3 separate regions of the Homo sapiens genome follow, and all the other regions are linked to region 3. Evidence: chromatin contacts called from ENCODE Hi-C data. All regions are on one chromosome and are shown on one strand. Each heading gives the region's core, a stretch centred on a gene start or an enhancer-like site at or near the end of the contact. The rest is flanking DNA. Distances are from core to core; before and after follow the strand shown.

Region 1 (2,917 bases), core at 366-2,865, 3.2 Mb before region 3:
GAAGGTGACCGTTCCTCAGGACCTCCCAAGTGCTAGGCACTATGCTGGGCTCTTAACATGCTTTCCTTAATTTACGGGCCATTCCTTCCCCCCAATCCAATAATTTAGAGAGGCCTCAAGTACAACTTCTCCATTCCCCAGACCCGCTACTCTCTACCCCAAGAAATCTTCAAACTCCAGGAGCGGTTGGGGAAGATAAAAAGAAATCTGGAGTGGCCTAAGAGTTAGAATGGGAGGGGAACGGTGCTAGGGCAAGAAGAGATTATACTGGGATCAGTATAGTAAAGATCAGTAAAGAGAAGATAAGAACGCGGTCTGACCCTTTCCAAGCCCATTATGTCCATCAGAAGAGATGACGAGGAGCAGGAAACTGAAGCCCAGCAAACAGGTGGCCCCGAGACGAGGCCGCGTCTCCATGGCAGTAGGTGCGCGGGGCCACGGGGCTGAGCGGACGCAGGGCCGGAGTCCCAGCAGACGGTCCACACAGTTCGCCGAGCGCCGCTCAGCACAACACCTCTACTTCCCAGATTTTTTTTTTTCAAACTCTGAAGGAAGTGATGTTAGACGGATGTGGGTGGTGCCTCCGGGGTCCGGTTTGGGATGGAGTGAGCTTAAAGGTGCAGATCACGTAGAAGGGTACGAGAGCTGTTCTCGAGCGCGAGTTGCTTTTCGTGGATTCTGGGTGTCCAGGTCCCGGGACGGAGCGGGAAAATGTAGGCCAAGATAGTAGGGGCGGGGGAGAGGTTCGGGAGAACCGTTGCTCCTCGCGTCCGCCACCCAGTCCAGCCCCTCCCCCCAAGAACCGCTGCACTTCCTAGTCAAAAGCAAATTATTGATTCGTGAGGTCAGTCGCTCCCAACAGTGGGCGGATTGCCCACTGGCCTCGGATTCTCCTTACCCCTCCACAAATCAAGACTGGACAACTGGATTTCATTGTTAGGTTCCTGCGAGGGTCTCTGAGGAGACCTGGCAAGCCTGTTCTGCGGTGCGTGGGCTCGTGCCGTGCAGACATGCACTTTCCCGCTGGAGAAGCTCTGTACCTTATTTTTCCTTGCAACCGCAAATCTTCTACTCAGGGATGATGCAACCAACTGATGCAAGCTCCAAGAAAACCAAACTTGGGACCTCTTATTGCAAAACTGACTTAGGTGGACTTAGGACACCAGGATATAAGTCACTGCAGGCTAAAGTGTAAAGCTTCTGGTTATTTTTCTTGTAGCTTGAGGATTTCTTCCCAATTTTTCCCCTTCGCTGTATAACAAACAGGTGAAAATGTCCGGTCTTTTTCTTCCTGGTACTAGTTGAGTCCTAAAGTCCGTACTTAATGCATAGCGAAAAAGCGACCTAACAAAAGTACACACCCAAATAAAAACATACCGACCACCCTTTTATTAGGTTCCCTAAAATTGTAGGCAGGGACACAACAGAACGCTCGGGAGACTGCAAGCCCCAGGATGCCGCGCGGCCACCTGCACCTGCCGCCACTAGCACTAAGAGGGATGCGCAAAGCAGGCGGGGCGTTGGAGTTCAGATGTTCGCTCCCGGGATAGGCTGCCCCGGAGAGGGAGAGGCGGGGTCGGCTGTATCACGTGGATCTGCTCCCGCCGCCGCCGCCGCCGCCGTCGTCTTTCTCTGTCTCGGCTGAGGCAGCCATCTTTCTCTTGCCGCGTGCTGGTGTTGGAGGACCCTCCCTGCTTCAGGTGAGACCCCCGGCGGTCCCGCCACTTCACGGCCATAGGCCGCTGCGCACGGTCTCCCCCCGCCCTCCCCTTCCGACACCCGCCAACCGCTCAGGCTGCCACTTCCGCCGTGGTGCGGCGAGCGGGGGCGGAGGCGGCTGGCTTGGCCTGTCGGTTACCGGCGGCGCAGCTGGGGGTCGGCACCTGTGGGAAGGTCCCCAGCACCACCGCCCCCTGTGGGAGCGAGCGGGCCCGCCCTGTTGCCGCCCAGACCCTGTCCCAGGAGGCAGGTGGACGCCCCTCCTCTGTTCCATTACTCCTTGCTCACAACAGCAGTGTTGTGTGCTTTGAGCTTTATACAGGCTCTCTGTTGTCATCTCATTTGATGCTCCCAGTCTACAGATAGGGAAGCTGAGGTTACCACTTCCCGCCCTTGAGTCCAGGGAACCGAACTCAGTTACAGCACTCTTCACCTTGTAATGGCAGTGTTTGTTTACAAGTCGGCGTCCCTTGCCCATCTTTATAACCCCCCTCCCACTGCCTGCTGACCGACAGGCTCAGTGTTGCACAGCTAGTGAATGGCGGTTTCAACTTCCGTTCCCACATTCTTGCAGTTTACCATAGTTGTCCCCTCGGGAGTGGTAACAATAGTTACCAGTAACTGTGTATCTTCTGTGAACCATTCCCTGTGGTTGATAATGTTTTAACCCTCAAAACAACCCTGTGAAGTACGTGGTGTTATACCTTTCCAAATGCAGGAGGAATACAAGTTCAGAGAAGAAAAATACCTTTCCCAACTGGTAGAACCTTGGTCTTTCTGATTCCAAAGCCTGTGCTTGTCTTAGAGAAACCCTACATAATAAAAAGTCAGGACTCAAGGTTGCAATTATTTTTATCTCTGTGTAAACATGATGTATGTGAAAGTGCCTACCACAATGCTTCTAACTTAGGCACTTAATAAATATAAACCTGTTTACACCCTTTCTTGAGTCCTTGAGAACAGTGCTAAAAGATCCTGGAATCCCCAAGGAAGAACTCATTAATCATGTGGCTTTAGGAAGTTACTTCTCCCTTTTGGGCCTAGGAAGGGACTTCTCCCTTCTGGGCCCTTATTTCCTAATCTATTAAGATGGGAGGGAGGGAACTGTTTCGTTTGTAATTTATACTTTGCTGGTGCTAGCAGATGTTGAGATGACATCACAGATAGGAATGATGGGTGCAATAAAGTAGAGGTTGAT
Region 2 (3,066 bases), core at 264-2,763, 4.3 Mb before region 3:
AATTTCAGCAAGGAAAAATACTGCCTACTAAGCTAGTGTTAGAACCTGTGCAATGTGAGTATTAAAAAAGAGGGAAAAGTCTGCCTATACTTGACAGTAGCTTCTAAGTTGATGCCAAAATGGCCAAAAATATCTCACTAAAATAATTCCTTCACCAAACATCAAAAGGCAAAGGTAGCACTCACAGGATATTAGTTCTAGCTCCAAGTCTTTCACAATGCATACAGTTCTACTTTCAAAGGGCCTTCCTAAGATACTTACATGTCAGTGGCACTACGACTGGGTTTATTAAGAGAACAGCCTTTACTTATCCTTTAAAGTATTCCTGGAGAAAGGACACCAACCAAGCAATTCAAGTCTGTAGGGGAGGGGAATCCGCAAATATGAATAGGTAATTTATTAAGCTTGTGAATTCATTGCAGAGATACTCTGGAATATATAGTCTTATCTGTCTCCTTGTTATCTTCTTACCCTCCAAAGATTCCAATTAGGCAAAGTCTCAAATGTTTACTCCTCTTTGAAAAGGACCTCAGTACCCCATTGTCATTGCCCTCGCCATCTCATCATTCTGCTTTTTTACTCTTCCCTTAATACAATATAAATACACCACGCCCATAACACCACACGCTCCACGCTCACACTCCATACATCTCTCCCCACAGAACCACCCAAAACATCCCATACTTAATGGTCCAACACCAATTAAAACAAAAACTCTACACGTCCCCCCATATAATACAGGAAACACTACACATTCCACACACATTGTAACCCAAGTCATTAATACCTCCAATCCCATTCAACCCGTACTTAACACATTCTACACACTCATGATAGCATATAAATTATACGCTTCTCCATAGCTCGCCACACACACACACACACGCCACGCACCGTATAAAAGCCTAAATGACACACCACTGCAGCGTTCAAACGCTGGGAAGAAGACTCCCTTGTGGCACCGGAAACCCACGAGGTTGGAAGTGGGAGGGGAAGAGGGCCAGATACTTCACCTGAAAATCCGCCAGGATCATCTCCCGGTCCATGTTGGACGCCATGGCGGCCGCCGAGTTCCGCGGCTCCGGGAGCGAAGCGCGCACCTGGGAGGCAGACGGCACCTCCTGCGACCGTCGCCGCCACCGCCGCCGCCGCCGCCGGGCGCCGAGGGGCTGGCGGGCGAGCCGGCGGGCGGGTCGGCGGGCCAGCGGGCGGGGCAGCGCGGGAAGCGCTAGGCGCTCATGCACTCGGTAACCTTCAGGCGCCCCGGCCGCCCGCCTGCAACCTGCGGAGCCCGCGTCGCAGCAGCCCGGACAGGAAGATTGGTCTGGATGTGGGTCCGGTCTTACAGTCGCGGGCCAGGATGAGGGCAGGTTGCGACAGCGCGCACCCGGATACCTTCAGCGGCGTTAAGCCCGGCGGGGGCGGGGAAACCGAGCGAGCGAGCGGGCGGGCGAACGCCGCGGCCGCCTCCGCCTCCTCCGCTTCCTCCCTGGCCGCCGCCTCCGCCCCTGGTTGGCCAGCGCCACGGCTGTCGCACATTTTGCCTGTCATCGAGGTCGCAAAGCGCCGCTTTGCGGCTCCACGTGACCACCCTCCTGTCAAGCGCTGAGCGCGCGACTACCCGGCCAGGATCTCTGCGCTGGCGGCAGAGACTGCAACCTGCAGCTGCGGAAGCTTCAAGTCTCGCAACAGGTTATTCCAGTTTGGATTTAAGCAAAGGCCTCAGGATAGCGCCTCCCCCTAGCTGAGGCGGGGACCAGATTGTGCACCTCACGTGGTTAGTCACACAAATACACACCACCCTCACAAACCAACTAAACACACTGTTACAACTCGTCTAACAAACAGCATTTCAGAAATATATGTTTTTCTCTACAATGTTTCAGCAAAATACAGCTTCATATAGTCTCTCACGCTCAACCTGTCAAAACCGAATCCACACTGTCACACCCAGTCCCAAGCTCCCTGACGTCTGCATCCTCAGACTCCGTAACACAGAAGTAACCAGACTGCCATGGTAGACATGGGAGAGACGAGGAAGCTGAGAAAGGTAAAAATCTCGTTCCAGAGAAGAGGAGGAGCATTTTTTTTAATTGATAAGGTAGTTATGAGAAATAACAACCTCGAGTTAATAGGGTTGCTCCAAAGGGGGAAAAAAGGGAAAACCTTTCTACTGCTGCAGTTATATTTGTTTTTTTAAGCTGAGACATCTTACAAATGGGATAAAACTTGAATCCAGCTTTGAATATAGTCAGTCTATTTTTATTTATTTATTTATTTATTTATTTATTTATTATTTTGAGACGGAGTCTCGCACTGTGGCCCGGGCTGGAGTGCAGTGGCGCGATCTCGGCTCGCTGCGACCTCCGCTTTCTGGGTTCAAGCGATTCTCCTGCCTCAGCCTCCATAGTAGCTGGGATTACAGGCTCCCGCCACCAAGCCCGGCTAAGTTTTTTTTGTATTTTTAGTAGAGACGGGGTTTCACTATGTTGGGCAAGCTGATCTCGAACTCCTGTCCTCGTGATCCGCCCTCCTCGGCCTCCCAAAGTGTTGGGATTACAGGCGTGAGCCACTGCACCCGGCCTATTCATTTTCATAAGAAATTATTTTGGAATATTCACCAAATATTGAAAGTTTCAACCCATGGTCAGAAATTGACAACCTCTGTAACTAAAACAGCCAAAGACTATGTACAATGAAGTGTGACAGTTTGTAATTGTCGTCCAGGTTAGAGAAAGTGTGACAGTGGAAGTTGTTCATCCTTGACTTGGGAAAATATCAGCTTCTGGATTGTCATGGGGCATTTACTTGCTTTGGAAAGTATGTAAAAGCTTGAAAATGTGAAGTAAGATTGCTGATTTTATCCTGTAGAGCTAAAATAACTAGTGAAATCATCATGTAGCATGAAGGCCTAGGCTTCCCTTAAGAACTTTTTAAACTTGTATCATTTATTTACTTTTTTAGAGACAGGGCCTCACTATGTTGCCCAGGCTGGCTTCCAACTCCTGTGCTCAAGCCATCCTCCCACCTCAGCCTCCTGAGAGTGGGGATTACAGGTGTGAGCCA
Region 3 (2,928 bases), core at 206-2,705:
CCCCTCTGCATAGCACCCTCAGTATGACTACCATCTCTTTCCCCGGTCTAATTTTCTCTCATTTCTGACCTTATCGATGACCAGTACTCCCTCTTTACCCAGACCTGGTGCCAGCTCTATCTTCCAATTCCAGTCCCCATCCCTGCCTAGACCCTCCTCAGCTCCCACCCCTGCCCAGGCCTCCCACCTCTGCCCTCTCAGTGCAATCCCCACTGCTCTCATACCTGATTTTATTCAAGTCCTCATTCCTGGCCGCGGCCCCTTCCCTCTTCATTTTAAATCCTACTCAATGCCCCCCCTTTCCGACCCTTGGCTAAAACCCCAACCTCACTCCTAACCCCAACAGTTTTCCTGTGATCCTGTCAAAGACCACTACTCTGGCCGGCCCACACCGCTTTTTCTGACTCTGAGCCTGGTGCCTCCGCCAATCCTTCACTGAAACCTCGTGCCACAAAATCTCCGACCTAGCCTAGTGCACTAGTACCCCATTTCCGACCCCCTACTGCACGCATCCTTCCCACTATATGCTCAAGTGTCTGTCCTCCCATCTCGGATGATAGCCCTGGAGCCTCCTCCCCATCGTCGGCGTGCATAGCCGGAAGCCTAAGGGACCCCTCCTCACCCCAACCCACAGCTCCGCTGCGCATCCCTAATTCCCTTTCACACGCCTCTCCTATGGGTCCCTCTCCCCACTTACCCCCAATCAAGTGACTTCGGTTCCCAACTGGAGCCTGGGGCTTCTCTCTCTCTCTCCGCCCCGCCCCCACTAAAGCCCCAGTCGAATGCCCTCTCTCCCCACACCAAGCCCAGCGGGGTGTGTCCCCTCCCAGGAACTCCAGCCCAGTGGCTTCCCACAGAGGTCTGGGGTTGCCCCTCCTCACCTCCGCGTCCACCACCTCGTGGTAGGCGGGCGGGGGGTCGAAGCCGCCCCCGCCTCCGGTGCTCCCGCCGCGGGAGGGGCCGCCGCCGCCGCCGTCACCTCCGCCGTCGCCCCGCGGGCCCCCGCCGGGCCCGGGGCTGGGGCCACCGCCGCTGTCCATGGGCTCGTAGCCGCCGTAGTCGAGGCCCGGCCGCTCGTTGGTGAGCAGTGCCACGGCCTCGTTAATGTCGTTCTTGGCCAGGCGCAGGGCCTTGCGGATGGTGGCGGGGTCTGAGAAGCCCATGCACAGCAGCGTGGTCATGTGCTGCTCCTCCTCCGATTCCATGGCTTGGGCCTCCTGGCCGCCCCGGCCAGCGCACGGCGAAGCTACGGGTCCCGGGCCTGGCGGGCCGCGCGGCGCACCCTCCGCGCCGCCTCCGCGCCCAGGTTGGCCCCTGCGTTCCTGCCCCGGGTGCTCCGCAGCAGCCGGGCCAGGCTGGGTGCGGGCTTGGGTCCTGCGAGCCGAGCTAGTGCGGTGAGGCGCTCAGGCGCGGCTGCGGCCCGGCCCAGCCCTGCGCGCCGCCATGTTGGCCTCCTCCCCCTCCGCCTCCTCCTCCCCGGGCGGCGGGGCCGCGCCTCGGCTCCCGGAAGCGGCACGGGAGGCGACCGTGCTCGCCGTTGGCAGGCTAGGGTTGGCGGCGGCGTATTCTGTTTGTTTTAAACGAAGGAGCGGAGGGAGGGGCCGCGCCGCGGAGCGTGCCTAAGGTGAAAGGGCTGCCGTGCAGCCAGGCAGAGGCGAGGAAGGCTTCTCCATCGTCGCCACCGCCCGCCTGTTTCGCCGGCAACAGGTTCCCCCGGGACGGGAGGGGCCGCAGCGCCGCGCAGCTCGCAGCGCTGAACGTCGCGGAAATCCCTTGGCCGGCCGAGCCTCCGCAGCCGCGACCCGGCTTCTCTCCGTCCGAGTCCCCCGAGCCTCTCCGAACCCCCGTTGGACTTCCCCTCCCTGGCCGGCGCCGCCCGACCCGCTCCCCCATCCTAGAGGGAATTCCCTGCGCCGCGGCTGTGAGGCACCTCCACCCCGGCCTGAAATGCACCGCAGTCCTGAAGGAAATCCACCCTCATCCCACGCAGATTCACCCGCAACGCTGCCTGAATACGCCTCGCTGCCCACAGAAATTCCTGCCCAAACCAGACGCGTGGACCACCCAAGACGAAATTCACACTCGACCCTAGCCCCGCCAGCCCTTGCCGAAATCACCCTAAACCCGTTGAAATTAATTCCCAGCTGTCCGAATTTTCCTTCCAACATTAACTGACTACCTGTCTCCGCCAAGCTGACTGAACTCTACCGAACTCTTACCCTGAAAGCCCCTGAGAGTCCAAAATATATTTTTCCAGCCCGAAATCTAAATCCCAGTTCTCTGTATGAAAACCTCCAGAAACCCAGACTCTTACTTCCTTCGGCCACGGACTCGTTCGAACATCGTGGACATCACCTTCCCACATTTTTACCGCAGTCTTTGGCTCCGATTCTTTGTCCCTGCCTCTTGGGCAGCATCCTATCCCTGTTTCTTTCCACCTTTGAGGATTCCTCTACCTCTTTAAAGGCCTGCTTTCTTTGCTTTCTCTTCTCACCTTTGGCATTGGCACACTGGGGTCATATCTTTAGTTCCCTTGACTCCACCATCTAAGCCAAGGGTGTCCAATCTTTTGGCTTCCCTGGGCTACATTGGAAGGAGAAAAATTGTCTTGGACCACATATAAAATATTCTAACGCTAATGGTAGCTGATGAAACTTTTAAAAAATCTCATCATGTTTTAAGAAGTTTACGAATTTGTGCTGAGCCGCATTCAAAGCCGTCCTGGGCCTAAGTCCTTGCTATTTTTCCTCTTCAATTTCCTTCAATCCATAGTTCTCTAGGTTATTTTCCCACCCTTTCCCAAGATTCGGATATCCCTTCATTCTTGCTGAGTTCATCTCCTATGCCTATTCCTACATACTTGCTGAGTTCATCTTCTAATGTCCTCATCCTGGTTTCTTCCTGAACCTGAAATCCAGCTAACCTTAC

What was found. Hi-C counts contacts between places; a loop is a spot of excess contacts on that map. Pooled maps may share reads with other maps.
Region 1: a loop to region 3 is called in a map of CD8-positive, alpha-beta T cell, with 25 times the contacts of the local background. The contact joins the promoter of BTF3L4 here to the promoter of USP24 in region 3. A Hi-C loop is called at or near these places in 3 of 168 maps with a recorded cell type or tissue (CD4-positive, alpha-beta T cell, CD8-positive, alpha-beta T cell and naive thymus-derived CD4-positive, alpha-beta T cell) and 9 of 50 pooled maps.
Region 2: a map of CD8-positive, alpha-beta T cell shows a loop between it and region 3 (33-fold over the local background). The contact joins the promoter of FAF1 here to the promoter of USP24 in region 3. A Hi-C loop is called at or near these places in 2 of 168 maps with a recorded cell type or tissue (CD4-positive, alpha-beta memory T cell and CD8-positive, alpha-beta T cell) and 9 of 50 pooled maps.

What each region holds. Positions count from the first base shown.
Region 1 is chr1:52,054,680-52,057,596 of GRCh38, forward strand. BTF3L4 (basic transcription factor 3 like 4) reads left to right here and starts at 1,616. Exons shown (of 6, transcript NM_152265.5): 1 at 1,616-1,700. TXNDC12 (thioredoxin domain containing 12) reads right to left here and starts at 512. Exons shown (of 7, transcript NM_015913.4): 1 at 321-512. The coding sequence starts at 417. RefSeq lists silencers at 536-940, 1,801-2,040 and enhancers at 1,106-1,819, 1,820-2,531.
Region 2 is chr1:50,958,754-50,961,819 of GRCh38, forward strand. FAF1 (Fas associated factor 1) reads right to left here and starts at 1,514. Exons shown (of 19, transcript NM_007051.3): 1 at 1,014-1,514. The coding sequence starts at 1,058. It also overlaps a transcript of CDKN2C not described here. RefSeq lists an enhancer at 801-850 and silencers at 1,161-1,210, 1,321-1,480.
Region 3 is chr1:55,213,909-55,216,836 of GRCh38, forward strand. USP24 (ubiquitin specific peptidase 24) reads right to left here and starts at 1,456. Exons shown (of 68, transcript NM_015306.3): 1 at 882-1,456. The coding sequence starts at 1,205. LOC100507634 (a long non-coding RNA gene) reads left to right here and starts at 1,500. Exons shown (of 1, transcript NR_038320.1): 1 at 1,500-2,928. RefSeq lists an enhancer at 344-403 and silencers at 864-1,053, 1,124-1,633.